Regions from separate parts of the Mus musculus genome. Here all the other regions are linked to region 3. The links are chromatin loops, found by intact Hi-C in ENCODE. Cell type or tissue: heart. All regions are shown on one strand. Region 1 holds the start of 9830107B12Rik (RIKEN cDNA 9830107B12 gene). Region 2 holds the start of A530064D06Rik (RIKEN cDNA A530064D06 gene). Region 3 holds the start of B430306N03Rik (RIKEN cDNA B430306N03 gene).

Evidence for each region. Peaks named below come from ENCODE experiments on the same cell type or tissue, not always from the same donor. Only the 100,000 strongest peaks of a DNase experiment are listed, where the experiment ranks them.
Region 1: a loop joins it to region 3, with 2.1 times the contacts of the local background. A loop is called at or near these places in 5 of 42 quality-filtered maps.
Region 2: a loop joins it to region 3, with 4 times the contacts of the local background. A loop is called at or near these places in 2 of 42 quality-filtered maps.

The regions. Positions count from the first base shown.
Region 1 is chr17:48,140,125-48,148,124 of GRCm38, reverse strand. 9830107B12Rik (RIKEN cDNA 9830107B12 gene) reads left to right here and starts at 1,818. Exons shown (of 4, transcript NM_001177896.1): 1 at 1,818-2,174; 2 at 2,417-2,728. The coding sequence starts at 2,117. In heart, no CTCF peak of the experiment used is centred here; no DNase peak of the experiment used is centred here; H3K27me3 peaks cover 985 bases.
Region 2 is chr17:48,160,021-48,168,020 of GRCm38, reverse strand. It overlaps A530064D06Rik (RIKEN cDNA A530064D06 gene), which reads left to right and starts at 764. Exons shown (of 4, transcript NM_178796.6): 1 at 764-1,090; 2 at 1,332-1,643; 3 at 4,580-4,763. The coding sequence starts at 1,033. In heart, no CTCF peak of the experiment used is centred here; no DNase peak of the experiment used is centred here.
Region 3 is chr17:48,311,536-48,319,535 of GRCm38, reverse strand. It overlaps Treml2 (triggering receptor expressed on myeloid cells-like 2), which reads right to left. Exons shown (of 5, transcript NM_001033405.2): 5 at 7,002-8,000. It overlaps B430306N03Rik (RIKEN cDNA B430306N03 gene), which reads right to left and starts at 3,374. Exons shown (of 6, transcript NM_177083.4): 1 at 3,051-3,374; 2 at 2,494-2,805; 3 at 322-385. The coding sequence starts at 3,108. In heart, no CTCF peak of the experiment used is centred here; no DNase peak of the experiment used is centred here.

The DNA.
Region 1 (8,000 bases), 170 kb after region 3:
GGACCTTGGCAAGGCTGCGTGCTATAGGAGCTATGTGGACAGAGGAGGCAAGGGACTGGCCCCAGTGATGGGTGCATGAAAGTCTCCCGAGAAGGAGAAGTTAGATAGGAGAGTGTGAAAATGATACCCACCCACTCATGTTTGTTCACACAGGGGTGGGGTTCTATGAGCCAGCAATGCATGAGAGATTTTCCCTCTAATCCTGCCCCAAGTGGAAGGGACACTGGAAACAGAGGAGTGCTGTAGAAACCATTTCCTCAGCTCCTGCAGCCTGCGTGGCTTACTTTTCTCAAACCCCAGCCCAGGCTCATTCCTCTTCTTGCCTTTCTTTCTTGAGCTCCAGCAGAGCCATAAGCAATGTATAGTTAGGTCTTGGAAGGGCATAACCAGCTAGGGTACCAGACAGGCCAGGGAAGCTGCCAGCCTTGGAGAGGCAACAGTCTCCTGAGTTAAAGGCTGTAGGGACTGACCACCCCTCGCAGGGCTTGTTGTTTTATGTGCAGGGAGCAGAGTAAGTAGCCCTGTGGCCACAGTTGTGCACTCTCCCATAGAGTTTACACAGTGGCTGCAGAAGGCTTGCCTTGCTCTGTTCACTGGGAAGGATGCTGCACGTCTGCCCTCAGCATCCTCGGACTTCCTGTTCCAGGCTGGGAGTGGTGAGGAGTCACCTAGCTAGCCCTTCAGCTGCAGAATGTCACTCTGCCAAGGCCCAACTCCCACCTAGACACCCTGTCTTGCCACTGGCTGATTGAACTGGTATCTAAAGGCTTGGAATCCCTTTGCCAACTTGATCAAAGGCTTTCCCACTTCTCAGGCCTCCTCCCAAGGTGACCTGCACTTCCCCAGTGCCTGCACCACTCTCATTCCTCTGTCCCGTTCTTCCCCAGAGCCTTCCACAAGTCCTGTGCACATCTGCATCAGCCCTTGCCCCCTGGCATCCTACGTGAAGCACTGCATTGCCTGTTAAAGGTTCCCCATTATTACAGGCTTTTACATTTTATTTTTATTTATTTGTTTATTTTTAGACAGGGCCTCATGTAGCCCTTACCGAACTTGCTATGTAGCCATGCATAAACTTTACCTCTCCATCCTCCTGCCTCTGCCTCTGCCTCCTAAGTTCTAGGATGATAGTCAGGCACCATCATGCCTGGTTTTCTCCTTACTTATCTGATAACTGGGAAGAGCCTGTAGCTATTGATATTTCATAGCGCATGCACTGACATGCATATTTATTTACTTTAAGTTTTATTTCTGTGTGGAATCAAGCACACAGCTGTTGGGAATTAGGTCTCCCCTTTTAGCCTGTGGGTCACAGGGCTCAAACTCAGGTTCTCAGTCTGGGTAGCACGCGTCCTTACCTGCTGAAGCATCTCACTGTTCTGTGACAACTATTTTTAAAATGTTTAACGAATACATCAAATTCTTAGCAGTAAGTGTGGCATGTTGGGAAGCTAGGTGTGTTGGGTAACCATAGGGCCTGGGGCTCCCCTTTCCCTTCCCCCATTCTGAAGTCTTACTTCATGCCCAGCTTTCCCAGCCCCCACCGTGACCAGGCTCCTGGCCACTCCCTTGCTACTCCATTCCTAGGAATAAATGCCCATCTCCTTTCCTCTCATGGCCTCTGTTCCACATGTGACAGGTAGGCTGGTAGGAAGGGTCTATCCTGAGGGCAAGCAGGGCTTAGAGTTCTAGCCAGGTCTCCATAAGGCCTCTGACTCTGTCACCTACCTTCCGTGAGTGCATCTTGGGTGGAGAACAGAGACTTTAAGCTAAAGAAGAAGTGGGTGAATTGAGAAATGAGCATTCTCTTACTTCACTTTCCTCCTAGGCCTTCTCAGCCCTCCTCAGGCCTGGCCTTGTGCGTCAGGAGATCAGAGTCTCTGAGAGACTTTATCTAGTTCAGAGCAGGGGCCTAGACTCGAAGCCTGTAGCTGGAGGATCCACAGGACCTTACAGACCTTGCCCAGCTTCTCTCTCATCCACAGAGGTCTCTGCCTTCCTTAGCAGCTCCTGCAGGACTGGCTGTGGTGGCTCCTGAATCCTGCCCAGGGTTGCTCTCCTCTCTCAGAGCTCCACTCCTTTCTTGCTCCCCATCTCAGCTCAGGAGGATTCTGTGATGGCCTGGGAGCCCACATACCTGCTCTCCCCAGTGCTGCTGCTGCTCCTGGCCTCAGGTGAGGACAGGGGACAAGGACAGAGGGAAGGAAGCAGGTTGAGGACAGGGCAGGGGGCAGGAGGTATGCACAATGGGGCTCAGTGCTTGGGAGGGCAGAGCACATGGGGGGCTGTGGCCAGCTGCTGCCTGCAACAAGTTCTGAGCATAGACACACAGAGGGTCTCTCCCTGAGAAGGGAACCCATCTTCTCCTGCTGCTGCAGAGGATGGGGGCTCTCTGACAGGAAGCATTTATTCCCAGGCTCCTGGACACAGAACCCAGAGTTACTTCGAGTACTGGAGGGCAAGACTGTTTCTGTGACATGCATGTATGATCCACTCTACAACTCTGATGAGAAGATCTGGTGTAAGCAAATAGACAACTTGTGTTACCCCTTGGTCAGCAAAGGTGCCGAGAAGCCAAGATTCTCCATCCTACAGTCTTCTAAGTTCAACTTCTTCACTGTCACCATGAGTAAGCTCAGGATGAGTGACTCGGGCATCTATCACTGTGGGATCGCTGCAAATACCAGGATAACTTATCTCAGAGGTATCCAACTGGTGGTGTCAAAAGGTGAGCTTCCCCTTCCATGTGGCTCTCAGCCTTCCTGGGTCGCAAGGCTCCAGAGTTGAAGAGGACTCAAGAAACAGCTTCCTCTAGTAGAGACATTCTCAACCTGTGGGTCAAGAGCCCTACAGGGGTCTCATATCACATATTTGCATTATGATTCATAATAGTAGCAAAATTACAATTATGAAGCAGCAATGACATCTCTTTATCATTGAGGATCACAACAACATGAAGAACTTATTATTAAAGGTCCACAGCATTAGGAAGTTTGAGAATGCCTGCTCTAGTAGCTGAAAACTGAGGTACAAGGCCACAGGCTTGTTAAGGTTGCAGCAGACCCTAGGACCCAGGCTTGCTAGTGTCTGGGAGAAACTGGTAAGAGCCAGTTTATCTGAATAGTTTTGCTGTTGTTGCTGACAGGAATCTGCCATTATAATTGTATGTGTGCACATGCTCAGGCTATGGTGGACATGCAAATGTTCTTTTGTCTGAATTTAGTTCATCAGGCTTGGCAGTGAGAGTCTTCATCTGCTGAGCTATCCCTCCTACACCATTAATCTGGAAGAATCTTAAAGTTCCCTCAAGCATTCACAGCCTTCCATTCCTGACTGTCCCTTGCCTGTAATTACATCAGAACCCTCTCCAGGACAGGTGGGCTTCAGCACACAGAGACCTCAGAGTAGATGGAGGCAATCCCTGAGTGACAGTGAGGAAGACTCAGGGGTCAGAGATGTGACCCTCATCCTGGATCTACTATTAATAATCAAGAACTTGTGAGCTTTGCAATGGCAGTCCTGGAACCTCCACTGGTCCCCAGACCCCGTCATAGCTCATTCTGAAAACTGCAGAGATGCCAGGATCCTTGCATTTGTCTGTGATGCTCAGAGCTTCAACAGAGCCCTCTCCATGCTGTCTAGACAGTTGGTTAAGTGGGTACTTGAAGGTCAGCCCCATCCAAGCTTGGAGCCCAGGTCCATTCCATGCAGGAGAGACATTAGGTATTGTCTTAGTCAGGGTTTCTATTCCTGCACAAACATCATGACCAAGAAGCAAGTTGGGGAGGAAAGGGTTTATTCGGCTTACACTTCCATACTGCTGTTCATCACCAAGGAAGTCAGGACTGGAACTCAAGGAGGTCAGACAGCAGGAGCTGATGCCGAGGCCATGGAGGGATGTTCCTTACTGGCTTGCTTCCCCTGGCTTACTCAGCCTGCTCTCTTATAGAACCCAAGACTAACAGCCCAGAGATGGTCCCACCCACAAGTGGCCATTCACCCTTGATCACTAATTGAGAAAATGTCTTACAGTTGTATCTCATGGAGTCATTTCCTCAACTGAAGCTCCTTTCTCTTGATAACTCCAGCTGTGTCAAGTTGACACAAAACTAGCCAGTACAGGTATTATGGTGGTTTGAATGAAAGTGGTCCCCAGGCTGGCAAGATGGCTCAGTGGTTAAAGAGCACTGTCTGCTCTTTCAATGAGATCGGACGCCCTCTTCTGGTGCATCTGAAGATAGCTACAGTGTACTTAGATATAATAATAAATGAATCTTTTAAAAATAAAAATAATAATTTCCCACAATTAAAAAAGAAGAAAGAAAGTGGTCCCCATAGGCTTCGAAGGAATGGCACTTGTAGGAGGTGTGGCCTTGTTGAGGTAGGTGTGGCCTTGTTGGAGTAGGTGTGGCCTTCTTGGAGGAGGTTGAAGTAACTGAAGGTGGACTTTGAGGTTTCAGGTGCTAAACAGCTCTAAGATAGGTTCCCTCTTCCTGCGGCCTTTGGATCCAGATGTAGAACTCTTAGCTTTTTCTCCATCACCATGTCTGCCCGCACACGTCTGTGATTCCCTCCATGATGATCCTGGACTATACCTTTGAACTGTAAGCCATGGCTGGTTAATTGTTTTCTTTGTAAGAGTTGTCATGGTCACGGTCTCTTCACAGCAATGGAAGCCCTAACTAAGATAAGTATCAAAAGTGTGTGGCACAGTCACATGTAGTCTAGGTATGGCTGGAGAGACAGCTCAGCTAGTACAGAGTCTGCCATCAACATGTGAGTTCTACCCGCAGTACTAACGTTAAAAAGCCAGTAGTGGTGGCCTACACTAATAATACATCCTTGGGGCGACACTGGCCGGCCAGCCTAGCTGATTCAGCAAATTCCAAGAGAAAGATGGGACTCTGACTCAAAAAGTAAGGTACCTTGAAGGATGACACCTGAGGTTGATATCTAGCCTCTACATGCATGTACACCCTCGCATGTGTATATCCACACTCACGTGACAATTTGTGTGTGCACACATAGGGATAATTTACAGAGTTTGAGTTCCATGAGCCATATATCATGTGGCTCTTACAATTGAAAAACAAGACAAGACACAAGTCTATCCGAGCTCTGAAGAAAACCAATTCTTACATAGCTCACCAATCCTTTCAGGCTTACAGAGTACAAGCTGTGGGTGTGTAGAAAGAGCTAGATCAGGTAAGGATACATTGGAAGACAGAGATTCTAGCAGCCTGGCTTTCTCCCAGAATCTTCACAGGTCCATTGCAGGCCAGTACTAAGTGTGAGCTCCTATAAATGGATTCCCTTGGGTACATGGTTCAGTAAAGGGTGAACGAACAGTAGACTTGGAAGATAGCTGGGTTTCATTTCCCAAATGTCTGCTTAGAAGTTACATTCTTAGGAAGCCTCTTGCAATCTACCCTCCTCCTCTCAAGATGCCATTAGTGCCCCTCGCACATGCTTCTAAACTATGTATCATAGGTCTTGCTGTAGGCAGGAACCATATGAAGACCTTATGTCAAATGCAGACCCTGCCTCAGTAGACCTGAAGTGACACTTGCTTATGAGGAACAAGTCTCTAGGCTCATTTAAGTAGGGATCATGCACTAACAAGTCCCCACTGTGAATTTCTGAATTCTCTGAGGAGGAGTTGCTGCCTTGCAGGGCTCTACATCCCCAGGGAGTAACAGTGGATGTGTCAGGGATGGCAGGGAGGGAAGGAACAGGCCTCCTGAGAACAAGGAGTGTGTGTGCCAAAGACAAGATGGATCTCAGTCACAATATCCAGTAAAGGACAGCTTGAGAGTGACGTGACTTACAGAGGTAGCGAGAACGGTTTCAGGGAGAGGATGGGGCAGGTTGAGAGTGATCAGCAGCAGGCAAAAGAATTCTCACAACTCAAACAGCTCAAGAAGTCTCTTCTTTTCTCCTTCCATTCCTCCAATTTTCTCCTTCCATTCCTTTTTTACTGCTTCTGACTCAGGATAACTTTACACTATTTCTTTGAATTTTAGCAAAAGAAAAACTTGCTTCCTGGATGGCTGCTTTCATTTTCCTCAGCTCCATCTCTCTTCACCTACTCATCTGTCCATCTGTCCATCAATCCATTCATCTATCCCTCCATCTATGCACCCACCCACCAACCCATATGCACACCCATCCATTATCTATCCACCCATTCATCTATCCACCTCCCTTGTCTTCTTGCATGTTCTTCAGATGTGTTCACATATGACATCATTCCTACTACAAGCCTGACTGAGCATCCCATTCTTATTACCGCAAAACACTCACCCAGTGACACAATTACAACCCGATCCCTACCCCAGCCCACTGCTATTGTTTCCTCTCCTGATCTTGGAGTCACCGTCATAAATGTGGCAGATGCTGACAGGTATGTTTTCTTGGTTCCTGGTTTAGACATCCTTCCTTTCTTCGTCCTTGTGTTTAGAGGACGTGGGGATGAGGATGTGGGGTGGGTGGAGCAGGATCTGACATGAGTCAACTCTCAGTCTGTATGGGAATTTCCAGAGAGGGAGGGGGTGGCTGGATGCGTAGGTGGCTCCTGTGTTCCCAGCCCACCTTCCATGTTTTCTTGCACATCAGAGTAGGAGGAGGATGGAAATGGCAATTTTTGATGGACACTGTTAATCCTGGCAACACAGAAGCAGGACGAATTCTCATGTCAAGTAGACTAGACTATGTATCATTGGGTGAGCCTGGAACCCCTGGGACCAACAGTTCCCAGGGATAATATTGGGATGCTAGAAGACCAGAGCTAGAGGAGGCTATCACTTGACTCCACAGGTATTATACTATGACCATCTAGTATTGATCATTCATTCTATTTGATTTTACTTAATTTTTTGTTTCATTTGATTTCAATGCTGGTGGGAGAACCCTCCTATAGACTGAAGAAGCACCATATTATAGACTGAAGGAGCACCCTACTATAGACTGACGGAGCACCCTACCATAGACTGAAATTGCACCCTACCATAGACTGAAGCAGCACACTACCATAGAATAAAGGAATGTCAAGTTATGGAAATGATGCTGGACTCAGCATGTTTTGTTTGCAGTGCTAGGGGTCAAACTAGCCTGAGACCCTGATTACCATACATAATAAAATCAGATTTCTCAGGAGATTCTTAACACATGCCTACATCTGTCACCTTTCCATCTTTGTATCAAATGCCCGAGACAATAGGTTTAAAAGAGGATAGGCATTCTTTGTCTCCGAGTTTTAGAGGTTTCAGTGTGTGGCTTTTGGAACTCTGGTAAGACAGTGTATTGTGGTGACAGCATACGGCTAAGCTGTACCCTCCATGGTCATGACATTGAGAAAAATGAAGAGGAGGGGAACAGGCTAGGTTACATCCCCTTAGGGGATGGATACAGGACCGATGGTGAACGGGTGAATGGTTGAATGTGTGCATGAATATATATTTGTATGCATGGGTGACTGGACAGATACATGATGACTGAATGGCGGGATGAATTAAAGAGTGGATGGTTGGATGATAGACATAAGAACAGAAGTAGATAGATGAATTGATGGATTCCCCAAGGCCTAAGACTCTGACTGATCCCAACCTTATCCTCTCTGTCACCTCCTAACAATGTCACTTTTGTGACCAACTCAGATCCAAACAGCAGCAGAAGGCCAAGTGAAGGGCCACCACCTTAGCACACACATCCCCTTTTGTAGTTACTAATGAATGTTGTTATATCTTAGAAGATTCTTCCATTTAAATGTTGTGCCAACAGTGATAAAAGTCTTTACTGTTCCCATTGATCCAATCTGGCCCCACCCAGAGCCATGTGGAGTGTCTTTATGCATATACACCTTTGCCTGGTACCTGTTCTAATTACACACATAACATCCTTTTCTCTGCTAAGATTATCCTTCAGCAGGGCATGTGTGCATACATACCTTTTATCCTTGCACTTGCGGCAGGGCAGGAAGAGGATATTTATGAGGATCTCTG
Region 2 (8,000 bases), 150 kb after region 3:
CCAAGGATAAACATGACCTCTCCATCCTCCTGCCTCTGCCTCCTAAGTTCTAGGATGATAGTCAGGCACCATCATGCCTGGTTTTCTCCTTACTTATCTGATAACTGGGAACAGCCTGTAGCTATTGATATTTCATAGCGCATGCACTGACATGCATATTTATTTACTTTAAGTTTTTTTTTTTTCTGTGTGGAATCGAGCACACTGCTGTTGGGAATTGAGTCTCACATTTTAGCCTGTGGGTCATGGTTCTCAGTCTGGGTAGCAAGTGTCCTTACCTGCTGAAGCATCTCGCTGTCCTGTGACAACTATTTTTAAAATGTTTAATGAATTCATCTAATTCTTAGCAGTGAATGTGGCATGTTGGGGAAACTGGATGTGTGGGGTAACATAGGGCCTGGGGCTCCCCTTTCCCTTCCCCCATTCTGAAGTCTTCCTTCATGCCCAGCTTTCCCATCCCCCACCCTGACCAGGCTCCTGCCCACTCCCTTGCTCCTCCATTCCTGAGAATAAATGCCCATCTCCTTTCCTCTCATGGCCTCTGCTCCACATGTGACAGGTGGGCTGGTAGGAAGGGTCTGACCTGAGGGCAAGCAGGGCTTAGAGTTCTAGCCAGGTCTCCAAAGGGCCTCTGACTCTGTCACCTGCCTTCTGTGAGTGCATCTTGGGTGGAGAACAGAGACTTTAAGCTAAAGAGGAAGTGGTGGAACTGGCCAGGGAGGAGAAATGAGAATTCTCTTACTTCACTTTCCTCCTGGGCGTTCTCAGCTCTCCTCAGGCCTGGCCTTGTGAGGCAGGAGATCAGAGTCTCTGAGAGCTTTCATCTAGTTCAGAGCAAGGCTGTAGCTGGAGGATCCACAGGACTGCACAGACCTTGCCCAGCTTCTCTCTCATCCACAGAGGTCTCTGCCTTCCTCGGGAGCTCCTGCAGAACTGGCTGTGGTGGCTCCTGAATCCTGCCCAGGGTTGCTCTCCTCTCTTCAGAGCTCCCCTCCTTTCTTGCTCAACATCACAGCTCAGGAGGACTCAGTGATGGCCTGGGAGCCCACATACCTGCTCTCCCCAGTGCTGCTGCTGCTCCTGGCCTCAGGTGAGGACAGGGACAAGGACAGAGGGAAGAAACCAGGTTGAAGAGAGGGCAGGGGGCAGGAGGTGTGCACAATGGGGCTCTGTGCTTGTGAGGGCAGAGTACATGGGGGGCTGTGGCCAGCCGCTGCCTTCAAAAAGTTCTGAGCATAGACACACAGAGGGTCTCTCCCTGAGAAGGGAACCCATCTCCTCCTGCTGCTGCAGAGGATGGGGGCTCTCTGACATGAAACATTTATTCCCAGGCTCCTGGACACAGAACCCGGAGTTACTTCGAACACAGGAGGGTGAGACTGTTTCTGTGACATGCTGGTATGATTCGCTCTACCACTCCAGCGAGAAGATCTGGTGTAAGCAAATAGACAACTTGTGTTACCCCTTCGTCAGCAAAAGTGCCGAGAAGCCAAGATTCCTCATCCAGCAGTCTTCTCGCTTCAACTTCTTCACTGTCACCATGACTAAGCTCAAGATGAGTGACTCGGGCATCTATCACTGTGGGATTGTTGCAAATAACACGTCAGTTTATCTCAGAAATATCCACCTGGTGGTGTCAAAAGGTGAGCTTCCCCTTCCATGTGGCTCTCAGCCTTCCTGGGTCTCAAGGCTCCAGAGTTGAAGAGGACTCAAGAAACAGCTTCCTCTAGTAGAGATGTTCTCAACCTGTGGGTCAAGAGCCCTACAGAGGTCTCATATCACATATTTGCATTATGATTCATAATATTAGCAAAATTACAACTATGAAGCAGCAATGAGATCTTTTTATCATTGAGGTTCACAACAACATGAAGAACTTATTATTAAAGGTCCACAGCATTAGGAAGTTTGACAATGCCTGCTCTAGTAGCTGAAAACTGAGGTACAATGAAAGACCCTCCTCCCCCAAGGCCACAAGCTTGTTAAGGTTGCTGTGGATGCTAGGACCCAGGCTTGCTAGTGTCTCGGGAGAAACTGGTAAGAGCCAGTTTTTCTGAACACTGTTGTTGCTGACAGCAATGTGCCATTAGAATTGTATGTGTACGCATGCTCATGCGATGGTGGACATGCAAATGTTCTTTGGCTGAATTTAGTTCATCAGGCTTGGCAGCAAAGGTCTTCATCTGCTGAGCTATCCCTCCTACACCATTAATCTGGAAGAATCTTAAAGTTCCCTCAAGCATTCACAGCCTTCCATTCCTGACTGTCCCTGGCTGTAATTACATCAGAACCTGCTGCAGGGTTGGTGGGCTCCAGCACACAGAGACCTCGGAGTAGATGGAGGCAGTCCCTGAGTGACAGTGAGGAAGACTTCTCATTTGGATGTGCTATTAATAATTCAGAACCTGTGAGCTTTGGGATGACAGTCCTGGGACCTCCACTGGTCCCCAGACCCCTTCATAGCTCATTCTGAAAACTACAGAGATGCCAGGCTCCTTGCATTTGTCTATGATACTCAGAGCTTCAACATAGCCCTCTCCATGCTGCCTAGACAGTTGGTTAAGTGGGGGTACCTGAAGGTCAGCCCCATCCATGTATGGACCCCAGGTCCATTCCATGCAGGAGAGACATTAGGTATTATGGTGGTTTGAAGGAAAATGGTCCTCATAGGTTCCTATGGAATGGCACCTGTAGGAGGTGTGGCCTTGTTGAAGTAGGTGTGGCCTTGTTGGAGGAGGTTGAAGCCACTGAAGGTGGACTTTGAGGTTTCAGATGCTAGAGAGCTCTAGGATAGCTCTCTCTTGCTGCAGCCTTTGGATCCAGATGTAGAACTCTTAGCTTTTTCTCCAGCACCATGTCTGCCCGCACACCCCTGTGATTCCCTCCATAATGATCCTGGACTAAACCTCTGAACTGTAAGCCTGCCCCAGTTAATTGTTTTCCTTTGTAAGAGTTGTCATGGTCATGGTGTCTTCACAGCAATGGCAGCCCTAACTAAGATAGGTATCAAAAGTGTGTGGCGCATTCAAAGGTAGTAAAGGTAGGGCTGGAGAGACATCTCGGCTGATGCAGTCTGCCATGAACATGTGAGTTCTACCCTCACTGCTGGTACAAAGTCTGCCATGAATATGTGAGTTCTACCCTCAATAGTAAGCATTAAAAAGCATGTAGTGGTGGCCTACACCAATAATACTTCCTTGGGACCACACTGGCCAGCCAGCCTAGCTGAATCAACAAATTTCAAGAGAAAGGTAAGACTCTGACTCAAAAAGTAAGGTATCTTGAAGAATGACACCTGAGGTTGAAATCTAGCCTCTACATTCATGTACACTCTCGCATGTGTGTATCCACATTCACATGACAATTTGCGTGTGCACACATAGGGATCATTTACAGAGTTTGAGTTCCCTGAACCATATATCATGTGGCTCTTACAATTAAAAAACAAAACAAGGAACAAATGTATCCGAGCTCTGAAGAAAAACAATTCTTACATAGCTCAGCCATTCTTTCAGGCTTACAAAGTACAAGCTGTGGGTGTGTAGAAAGAGCTAGGTCAGGTAAGGATGCATTGGAAGACAGAGATTCTAGCAGCCTGGCTTTCTCCCAGAATCTTCATCACAGGTCCATTGCAGGCCAGGAGTCATTGGGAGCTCCTATACATGGATACCCTTGGGTAGCATGGGTCAGTAAAGGGTGAACAGTAGACTTGGAAGATAGCTGGGTTTCATTTCCCAAATGTCTGCTTAGAAGTTACATTCTTAGGAAGCCTCTTGCAATCTACCCTCCTCTTCTCAAGATGCCATCGGGGCCCCTCCCATACTAAACTATGTATCTTAGGTCTTGCTGTAGGCAGGAACCATATGAAGACCTTATGTCAAATGCAGACCCTGCCTCAGTAGACCTGAAGTGACACTTGCTTATGAGGAACAAGTCTCTAGGCTCATTTCTGTAGGGATCATGCACTAACAAGTCCCCACTGTGAATTTCTGAATTCTCTGAGGAGGAGTTGCTGCCTCGCTGGGCTCTATATCCCCAGGGAGTAACAGTGGATGTGTCAGGGATGGCAGAGAGGGAAGGAACAGGCCTCCTGAGAACAAAGAATATGTGTGCCAAAGCCAAGATGGATCTCAGTCACAATATCCAGTAAAGGACAGCTTGAGAGTGATGTGACTTACAGAGGTAGCGAGAACGGTGTCAGGGAGAGGATGGGGCAGGTTTGAGAGTGATCAGCAGCAGGCAAAAGAATTCTCACAACTCAAACAGCTCAAGAAGTCTCTCCTCACGCCTCTTTCCACTGTTTCTCTTTTTCTCCTTCCATTCCTTTTTTACTGCTTCTGACTCAGGATAACTTTACACTATTTCTTTGGTTTTAGATTAAAAAAAAAAAAAAACTTGCTTCTTGGATGGCTGCTTTCATTTTCCTCAGCTCCATTTCTCTTCACCTACTCATCTGTCCATCTGTCCATCAATCCATAAATCTATCTCTCCATCTATGCATCCACCCACCAACCCATCTGCCCACCCATCCATTATCTCTCCACCCATTCATCTATCCACCTCCCGTGTCTTCTTGCAGGTTCTTCAGTTGTGTCCACTCCTGACATCATTCCTGCTACAAGGCTAACTAAGCTTCCTACCCTTATTACCACAAAACACTCACCCAGTGACACAACTACAACCCGATCTCTACCCCAGCCCACCACTGTTGTTTCCTCTCCTGATCCTAGAGTCATCATCATAAATGGGACAGATGCTGACAGGTATGTTTTCATGGCTCCTGGTTTATACATCCTATATTTTTTCATCCTTGTGTTGAAAGGATGTGGGGATGAGGATGTGGGGTGGGTGGAGCAGGATCAGACATGAGTCAATACTCTATATGGGAATTTCCCGAGAGGGAGGGGGTGGCTGGATGTGTAGGTGGCTCCTGTGTTCCCCAGCTCACCTTCCATGTTTTCTTGCACATCAGAGTAGGAGGAGGATGGAAATACCAATTTTTGATGAACACTATTAATCCTGCCAACACAGAAGCAGGATGAATTCTCATGTCAAGTAGACTAGACTATGTATCATTGGGTGAGCCAGGAACCCCTGGGGCCCAACAGTTCCCAGGGATACTATTGGGATACTAGAAGACCAGAGCTAGAGGTGGCTATCACTTGACTCCACAGGTATTATACTATGACCATCTAGTATTGATCATTCATTCTTTTTGACTTTACTTAATTTTTGTTTCATTTGATTTCAACGCTGGTTAGAGGACCCTCCCATAGACTGAAGGAGCACCATAATATAGACTGAAGGAGCACCCTACTATAGACTGAAGGAGCACCCTACCATAGACTGAAATAGCATCCTACCATAGACTGAAGGAGCACACTGCCATAGAATAAAGGAACTTCAAGTTATGGAAATGATGCTGGACTCAGCATGCTTTGTTTGCAGTGCTAGGGATCAAACTAGCCTGAGACCCTGGTTACCATACATGATAAAATCAGATTTTTCAGGAGATTCTTAACCTATGCTTATGTCTGTCACCTCTTCATTTTTGTACCAAATGCCTGAGACAATAGGTTTAAAAGAGGACAGGCATTCTTTGTCTCTGAGTTCTAGAGGTTTCACTGCATGGCTTTTGGATCTGTGGTGAGACAATGTATTGTGGTAGCAGCATACAGCTAAGCTGTACCCTCCATGGTCATGACATTGAGAAAAATGAAGAGGGGGGAACAGGCTAGGTTACATCCCCGTTGGGGATGGATACACGGTGGATGGTGAATGGGTGAATGGTTGAATGTGTGCATAAATATATATTTGTATGCATGGGTGACTGGACAGATACACGATGACTGAATGGCGGGATGAATTAAAGAGTGGATGGTTGGATGATAGACATAAGAACAGAAATAGATAGATGATATGATGGATTCCCCAAAGGCCCAAGCCTCTGACTGATCTCAACGTTATCCTCTGTGTCACTTACTAACAGTGTCACTTTTGTGATCAACTCAGATCCAAATGGCAGCAGCGGACCAAGTGAAGGGCCACCACCTTAGCGCGCACATTCCCTTTTGTAGTTACTAATGAATGTTGTTATATCTTAGAATATTTTTCCATTTAAATGTTGTGTCATCAGTGATAAAAGTCTTTATTGTTCCCATTGATCCAATCTGGTCCCACCCATAGTCACGTGGAGTGTCTTTATTGATACACACCTTAGCCTGGTACCTGTTCTAATTACACACATAACATCCTTTTCTCTGCTAAGATTATCCTTCAGCAGGGCATGTGTGCACACACACCTTTTATCCCAGCACTTGGGGACTTGTGGCAGGGCAGGAAGAGAATATCCATGAGGATCTCTGTGAGCTTGAGGCCAGCCTAGTGTCAGCTTCAAGACAGCCAGATATATATAGAGAGAGCAACTCTATATAAAATACATTCATCCATACACACACACACACATACACACATACAAAACTATCCTTAAACATTGCTCCCCACTCCTCAGAATAATAATTTCAATATACACATGTTTCCATCCATCAGAAAAGTCATAAGCCCACAGTGATTTGCCTGCTCTTAGCTGTTTTCATCTTAAAATTATCTTTTGTTGTTTTTCAAGACAAAACTTTTCTGTGTAGCCTGGGATGTCCTGAAACTCATTCTGTAGCCCAGGCTGGCCTTGAACTTACAGAGACCCACCTGCCTCTGCCACTTCTGCCAGGCTAATTTTTTAAATCTTTCATCCCAACAAATTTTCTATGAGAGATTTTTTGAGCATTTGTATGACTCTGCATACTATTACATATACAAGCTGTCTTCTAAATATCAGAATTTCCAGGGCTGGAGAGATGACTCAGTGGTTAAGACTCTAGCTGTGCTTCCAGAAGACCTGGGTTTGATTCCCAGCCCCCACACAGTATATCACAATTATCTATAATTCCAGTACCTACACCCTCTTCTGGCCTTCATGGGCAGACATTTCACCTACACAGTGCCCAAATATATTAGGCAAACACATATATACATAAATAAGAATAAATAAAATCTCAAAAAATATTTTTAAAATATTGTGCATGTGATCCACAGTGTGGAAATGGGGTGGCATTACTGCAGGGTGGCCATCTTGGGTTTAGTGTGTGGCTCTAGGCTGAGTAGGTGGCTCAGAGCATGGGCTAAGGATGTACAAAGCTCTGGTTCCATCCTCAGCACCAAGAAAAACATATTCCTCGTGAAATAGATGTGGTGTGCTCATGGCATTCATTTCTCTGTGAGTGTGGACTCCTTTTCCAGGCTTGGGGGGGAGACATAGTATTTCTTCCTCTTCCATTCTCTTGCTTGGTACTGTAAGACCCCCTTTTGGGGTCCCCAAAAGGGGGTCTCGGGAGAGAGAGTGCACCCAAAGAAACATGAGAATCCTTCTTGCTGCAAACACACGAGGCCGTTTAATGGCGGAGCTCCGAGTTGAAACGTATCTCACGCAGGACATAGTGGATTCGACCCCGATGCTCAAAAGCTAGGGGGTTTTATGGGGTAAATGGCTTAGGGTTGGGGAATTCAGCATAACAACACACTATTGTCTTATTCAAACATCAGCAGAAAGATTACATGTCAGCAAAAGAATGCGTGCAGGACAGGGTGTCAGGGTTCTGTGAGTTGGATGTTTATCAATGCCAGCAGAGTATCTGGTTAATTTATGACTTTAAACTGCATCAAAGGGCAATGGGCAGAGGGAGTTACCGGGACAGATGGTTGTTGACTCAGTTCAGATTGCCCTGTTATGTCCGCACATTCCTCTTTATCTTTATGGTCAAGCTGTTCCCAGGAATGCTTTAACGACGAGCATGCCAGGGTTTGTTCTTCTTTGTTCTCAGCCCCAGGCGGCCTCTAGGCTCACAAACAACCAGCAATTTCTGAGTACTTTATATGACTTACAGGTCTTGAAAATTCATCTTTCTTTCAGTACCAGCTCAAGTACTTGCATGGAGTAGGGCTTC
Region 3 (8,000 bases):
GATAGATAGATAGATAGATAGATGGATGGATGGATGGATGGATGGATGGATGGATGGATAGATAGATAGATAGATAGATAGATAGATAGATAGATAGATAGATAGATAGGTAGATAGATAGATACAAATATGGAAATATCATTGTAATTTCATTTCACAGATGAGAAAACTGAGCCTATATAAAATGGTCAGAAGTGACTATCTGACTCCGTCCATCCTGTGAGAGTTGGTATCTATCAGAGTGACAGTTACTTGGAGAACTATAGTTAGGAGAATGGGAGGAAGCCCAAGATGGGGGACAGGCCAGGGAGCCTGCAGTACCTGTTAGTGACGGGGCTGTGGGTAGAGGCCAGGGTTGTTGTCCTCCAGGTGGTTGTGGATGAAGCTGTAAGAGACCACAGTGAGTTCAGCATCTGTCTTCTCACCTCCCCAACCCCCCACCCTCCAGCCCTGGAAGAGAAGGAACCCTGGGGCCAGCAAACAAGGACTCAGAATAGCACCATCTACTCTCCCTGCACAGAAAACCAATGCTGTGTTGTGAATGGGGCAGGAGTTACTGTAAGTGACATCTTCTGTTTCCTGTGTTCTTTCATCTCATGATTTTTAGTATTTTCAGTTCTGTGTATGTGGCAGGGGTGATATGTGCAGGTGAGTGCAGTCACCATGGAGACTAGATGTCCTGGAGCTGGAGTTACCAGCTTTAGTGAGCTACCAGATGAGGATCCTAGGAACCAAACACCGGTACTCTGTCAGAGCAGCATGCACCCTTAACCACTGAGCCATCTGACTAGCCCCCAGTGTTCTTTTGTAAAATGTGTCTTTATACACATGTATCTGTATTGTTTGTATGTTTGCATGTGTACACCTGCCTGCAGAGGTTAAAAGATATTTTTAGCCATCTTGACTCAGGTGTAATCCACTTCACTTTTATTTTATTTAATTTTTGAGACTGGGTTTCTCACTAGCCTGGACCTTGCCAGTGAGCCTCAAGGTTCCTCCTGTCTCCACCTCTCCAGCGCTGGGGTTACAAGCACAAAGCTCTGTGACCAACCTATCCTTTAATGTACCTTTGGGGAATTGAACTAGGGTCCTCAGACTTGTGTAGTTTCTTGGATACTTGTTGCATCACTGTGATAAGACACCCTGTCCAGAGCGACACTGAGAGAAAGAGTACATAGTTCAGAGTCCAGCCCATCACAGCAAGGCGACGGAAGTCAAGGCTACGGGGAGCTTGAAGCAGCTGGCTGCAGGTGTATCCAGTGTCAAGGAGCAGAGAGCAATGGATGCGCTCAGCTCACATCCTCTTTTTTTTTTTTTTTTTTATTGCATCCCATACCCCAAGCTTAGGGAATGGTGCTACCCATTTTTAAGATGGGTCTTCCCACCTCAAGCCGAGATAATCTTTCACAGCGGTGCTGAGAGACTTGTCTCCCTGATCATTCTAGGTTCTGACACTTTGGCAACTAAAATTAATCTCTACACGTGGCAAGCATTTTATTGTCTGGATCGTCTCCCCAGTCCTGTGCCCACTGTGTTTGAAGATGTAGGAAGGTCAGCACCTACTGCCTCCACGGCATGAGATGTGCCTGGGCCAAAACTTTCAGAAAAACAGCCTCCAGGCACCCACTGAGCAAAAGTGCGGGGCATGTGCTACTGCAGCAGGAAAGCCCTGGGACTGGGATTGCGAACATATGGACATCATGTATGAATGCAGATGAAAGTCCCAAGCCACTGCAGTCTTCAGCATGAAATACACGGAAGACTCAAGATCAGCAGCAGTACTCTGGACCACTGTCTGAGAGCTCAAGAGCTCTCGCTTGTCAAGGGCAGAGCCCCGAAGAGAACTCACATCTGCCAGCCTCCCCGACGAAGCCTCAAGTCGGCCTCACTTTCTACCTGTCTCCTCTGAGTCCACATCTCTCAGTGCCCTGCCCACTGGCTATGAGATCTCTCCACCGCCCCTGGAGAGAGGGTTTCTGATGGGATTACAGGCAACGGGTGTTCAGGAATGGAAGGCTGTGAATGCATGGGGGAACTCTGAGATCCAGCCAAAGAAATAGATTTCTGTTAGCAGCAACGAGGCAAAAGTGTTCAGAGAAACCAGTAAGAACCAGCCAGAGGCCAGCAAGCTTGGGGTTCAGCTGGCCACTGGCTTTAAGCGGCTGGTGGCCTTAGGGGAGGGGCCATTCTTCTCTACGCCAGTTTTCAGCAACTAGAGCAGTGATTTTTCAGTCTTCCTAATGCTGTGACACTAAGACAGTTCCTCATGCTGAGGTGACCCCTAATCACAAAAGTATTTTGTTGCTACTCTGTAACTGTAATTTTGTAACTATTATGAATCATAATGTAAATATCTGATATGAGACCCCTGTAGGGCTCTTGACCCACAGGTTGAGAACGTCTCTACTAGAGGAAGCTGTTTCTTGAGTCCTCTCCAACTCTGGAGCCTTGCAACTCAGGAAGGCCGAGAGCCACATGGAAGGGGAAGCTCACCTTTTGACACCACCAGGTGAATACTTCTGAGATAAATTATCCTGGTATTTACAGCGATCCCACAGTGATAGATGCCCGAGTCACTCATCTTGAGCTTAGTCATGGTGACAGTGAAGAAGTTGAAGCGAGAAGACTGCTGGATGAGGAATCTTGGCTTCTCGGCACTTTTGCTGACGAAGAGGTAACACAAGTTGTCTATTTGCTTACACCAGATCTTCTCATCGGAGTGGTAGAGCGAATCATACCAGCATGTCAAAGAAACAGTCTCACCCTCCTGTGCTCGAAGTAACTCTGGTTTCTGTGTCCAGGAGCCTGGGAATAAATGTTTCATGTCAGAGAGCCCCCATCCTCTGCAGCAGCAGGAGGAGATGGGTTCCCTTCTCAGGGAGAGAGAGACCCTCTGTGTGTCTATGCTCAGAACTTGTTGCAGGCAGCGGCTGGCCACAGCCCCCCATGTACTCTGCCCTCACAAGCACAGAGCCCCATTGTGCACACCTCCTGTCCCCTGCCCTCTCTTCAACCTGGTTTTTTCCCTCTGTCCTTGTCCCTGTCCTCACCTGAGGCCAGGAGCAGCAGCAGCACTGGGGAGAGCAGGTATGTGGGCTCCCAGGCCATCACTGAGTCCTCCTGAGCTGTGATGTTGAGCAAGAAAGGAGGGGCGCTCTGAAGAGAGAAGAGCAACCCTGGGCAGGATTCAGGAGCCACCACAGCCAGTTCTGCAGGAGCTGCTAAGGAAGGCAGAGACCTCTGTGGATGAGAGAGAAGCTGGGCAAGGCCTGTGCAGTCCTGTGGATCCTCCAGCTACAGCCCTGCTCTGAACTAGATGAAAGCTCTCAGAGACTCTGATCTCCTGCCTCACAAGGCCAGGCCTGAGGAGAGCTGAGAACACCCAGGAGGAAAGTGAAGTAAGAGAATTCTCATTTCTCCTCCCCGGCCAGTTCCGCCACTTCCTCTTTAGCTTAAAGTCTCTGTTCTCCACCCAAGATGCACCCACAGAAGGCAGGTGACAGAGTCAGAGGCCCTTTGGAGACCTGGCTAGAACTCTAAGCCCTGCTTGCCCTCAGGTTAGACCCTCCTACCAGCCCACCTGTCACATGTGGAGCAGAGGCCATGAGAGGAAAGGAGATGGGCATTTATTCTCAGGAATGGAGGAGCAAGGGAGTGGGCAGGAGCCTGGTCAGGGTGGGGGATGGGAAAGCTGGGCATGAAGGAAGACTTCAGAATGGGGGAAGGGAAAGGGGAGCCCCAGGCCCTATGTTACCCCACACACCCAGTTTCCCAACATGCCACATTCACTGCTAAGAATTTGATGTATTCATTAAACATTTTAAAAATAGTTGTCACAGGACAGTGAGATGCTTCAGCAGGTAAGGACACGTGCTACCCAGACTGAGAACCATGACCCACAGGCTAAAATGTGAGACTCAATTCCCAACAGCAGTGTGCTCGATTCCACACAGAAAAAAAAAAACTTAAAGTAAATAAATATGCATGTCAGTGCATGCACTATGAAATATCAATAGCTACAGGCTGTTCCCAGTTATCAGATAAGTAAGGAGAAAACCAGGCATGATGGTGCCTGACTATCATCCTAGAACTTAGGAGGCAGAGGCAGGAGGATGGAGAGGTCATGTTTATCCTTGGCTACGTAGCAAGTTCAATCAGGGCTACATGAGGCCTGTAGGCAGCCGGCCTAACCCTAAAAGATGGCGCCGGTCTCCGGTACACCCTCACCATAAACAACACTACTGCGCAGGCGCTAGCCCGAATCTGGCGCCAACCCCTCCCAAGCGGGTGCATGCAAATTAAAGTGCCGGCAGACTGACCAATCCCAGGAGGACACATAGCCCTCCCCAGTGCTGGGGTGTATATAAGCAGTCCTCCCTGGGTTCCCGGGGTTCCCTTAGCATTGAGGCGTTCCTGCAATAAAGCTGTTGAGAGGAATCCGACCGTGTTGTGTTTTTCCTTGCCGGACAAGGTGAGCACAACAGAGGCCCTGTCTCAAATAAACAAATAAATAAAAATAAAATGTAAAAACCTGTAATAGTGGGGAACCTTTAAATGGAAATGCAGGGTTTCAGGTAGGATGCCAGGGAGCAAGGGCTGAAGCCGATGGGCACAGGACTTGTGAAAGGCTCTGCGGAAGAACGGGACAGAGGAATGAGCGTTGTGCAGGCACTGGGGAAGTGCAGGTCACCCTGGGAGGAGGCCTGAGAAGTGGGAAAGTCTTTAATCAAGTTGGCAAAGGGATGCCAAGCCTTTAGATACCAGAATCAATCAGCCAGTGGCAAGACAAGGTGTCTAGGGGTGAGTTGGGCCTTGGCAGGTTGACATTCTGCAGCTGAAGGGCTAGCTAGGTGACTCCTCACCACTCCCAACATGAAGCAGGAAGTCCGAGGATGCTGAGGGCAGACCTGCAGCATCCTTCCCAGTGAACAGAGCAAGGCAAGCCTTCTGCAGCCACTGTGTAAACTCTATGGGAGAGTGCACAACTGTGGCCGCAGGGTTATTTCACCTGCTCCTTGCATGTAAGACAACCAGCCCTGTGAGGGGTGGTCAGTCCCTACAGCCTTTAGCTCATGAGACTGTTGCGAGGCAGGCAGCATCGCTGGCCTGTCTGGTACCCTAGCTGGTTATGCCCCTCCCAAACCTAAGTCTACATTGCTTCTGGCTCTGCTAGATCTCAAGAAAGAAAGGCAAGAAGAGCAAGGAGACTGGGCTGGGGTTTGAAAAAAGAGAAGCCATGCAGGCTGCAGGAGCTGAGGAAATAGGTTACTTCAGCACTCCTCTGTTTTCAGTGTTTCTACCTGTTGGAGACCATCCCGTGAGAAAGTGAGCCCTTCACAATCTCCCTAACAGGTCAAATGGCCTTGTACTAAGAGCTGGTTATCACCCCCCTTTCCTCCCTGTTCCTTTCTTGGCACCTGAGGCTGTAAAAGCTGAATTATAGTCCCCTCTTCCCTATTTCTTCCTGAGTTCTCATGCCATCCAAGGACATGAGTTATGCCTGAGCCCAGCCTGACCCCCAAGGCTGTCAAGGAGGATCGATGTTCCAGAGATAAGATCCAGAGTGCCCGCTGCTTGGCTCCTGACTTCGGCCCCCATGTCAGCAGTTGCCCATTTCTTTGTTCTTTGTATAATTCTCCCTCGACCCCTCCCATATTCCCCGCGATGTATGCTTTAAAAAGAAGGCACCTCAGCGTAATAAACGAGACCTCACTAGGTACCCTTCCTGGTCTCCTGCTCTTCTTTCTTTTCCTCCCATCTCCTTCCAGGTTTGCGGTCCCCCTCGCACCCACGAATAACTGAATCCCGCGGGATGGGATACCTACCACTTGGGGCAGGATTAGAGAGAACATCTCTCATGCATTGCTGGCTCACAGAACCCCACCCCTGTGTGAATACACATGAGTGGGTGGGTATCATTTTCACACTCTCCTATCTAACTTCTTCTCTGAAGACTTTCATGCACCCATCACTGGGGCCAGTCCCTGGCCTCCTCTGTCCACATAGCTCCTATAGCAGGCAGCCTTGCCAAGGTCCAGACTGTGCAGTGTCTGTACCCACATCTCTATAACCTCCTGCAGGCATTACCTACCTCCTGACAACAGCCCATGCTCTGAACTACACAGAGAAATCTCCCCCATGAAACCACCTGACCATCCTGAGCTTGCAGCATCTCCAAGGCTCCTCTCTCTGAAGCACTCAAGCTTGTCCTGCCTCCTGGAACACAGCATCTGACCCTGTGTGAGGGTCTAATGTGTAAGCAACTGCTCTGTGCCTTCTCTTCCTCAGTCGCTGTCAGACTGAGGCCAGAGCTGGCTGGCTTCCCTTCCCTGCCTGCTCTGCCTCTCTAGATGTTGGGCTGTGCTCATGCAACTGACATGCACATGGCCTTGTCCTAGAAGGTGGTATCCAGGGCTTCTCTCCCTCTTCCTGTCCAGAAGGGGACACAGTATCAGAGAGGGACAGTGACTCATTATAGTCACACTGATGTGAAGGGCTACACTGGGGATTTTAACTCAGGCCTTGACCTCAGTACCATTGCATGTTAACTATTCACAAGGAGATGGCACTGAAGAGGCGACTGCAATGGTTTGAGTGAGATGTTCCCCATCGTCTCAGGCCTCTGAACACTTTGTACCCAGCTGGGAGAGCTGTTGGGACAGTTTAGGAGGAACCTTGCTGGAGGACCTATGCCACATGGGGTTGGCTTTGAGAGCTAAGTTCTTACCCTACTGTGTGCTCCTTCTCTCTCTGCTTCTTGCTTGTGGACCAAAATGTGAGCTTGCAGCTTCCTGCTCCAGCCTGCTGCATGCTGCCATGCTTCTCTGTCAGTGGAGTTTCATCTCTTTAGGGACAGTGAGCCCAAATAAGTTCTTCCTTTCATAAGTTGCCTTGGTCATGGTGTGACCTGGACCAGAGGGTTTCTGTGCAGTTTCCTGATAGGGTAGATCGGGAATGATACAAATAAAGAAGGTAGGAAAACCGGGACCAGGAGGCCTTGCAGACGCTGATGGCTTATGCCAAGCAAATTTATTTACAAGAATAGCAGTTTTTATGTGGCTTGCCGAGGGGAAATGGGACAGTCAGTGGAAAGCTGTTGTACAATAGGATCCAGTCAGCAGGAAGCTAATCAAACAACATTGCCTAAGATACAGGGTATCAAGTGTATCACAGACAGATTTTATAGTGGCATTGGGTCTAATAACCACAGCTCCTTGTGGGGAGGAGTTGGGTCCAAAGGTCATTTGATAAAACCCACAGTTTCCCCAAGGCCCTGGCCCCGGGTTACTACTGACTTTGCCAGGGGTATTCCTGGTGTTAGATAAGGGACTACCTTCCTTCTCCATACATTAGAACTGTGGGGAGAGCCTTGGATCACCTGGCTCCCAACACTGGTGTTTTATCACAGCAACTGAAAATCCAGCCATCATCACAGAACCCCAGCATCCCTGTGGTGAGGACAGAAGCAGGAGAGGAGAGCAAGGAAGTTGACAGGTACCTTTAACTGTCCACTTGACACAGCCTAGAGTCCCCTGAGGAGAGTCTCAATTGAGGGATTACCCTGATCAAACTGACCTGGGACATGTCTCTGAGGGATTGTCTCAGTTTTTAGTTGATATGGGAGGCTCCAGTCCACTGTGGGTGACACCATTCCCTGGGCAAGTGGCCCTGAGATGTACGAGAAAGCTAGCTAAGCAAGCTAAGCCAGCAGACAGCGTTTCTCCATGGTCTCTGCTCCAGTCCCTGCTTTAGCTCCTGTCCTGACTTCCTTCAGTGATGGGCTGTAGACTGCAAGCATAAACCAAATGAACCTTTTCCTCCATAGACTGCTCTTGGTGGCTGGTTTTTGTTGTTATTGTTTTGGAAGATTTTTTTTTTAAATTTATGTGTATATGCATGTACCTGTAATAGTTTATATGTGTATACATGTGTACCTGTAATGGTTTATATGTGTATATGTGTGTATCTGCAATAGTTTATATGTGTTTATGTGTATACCT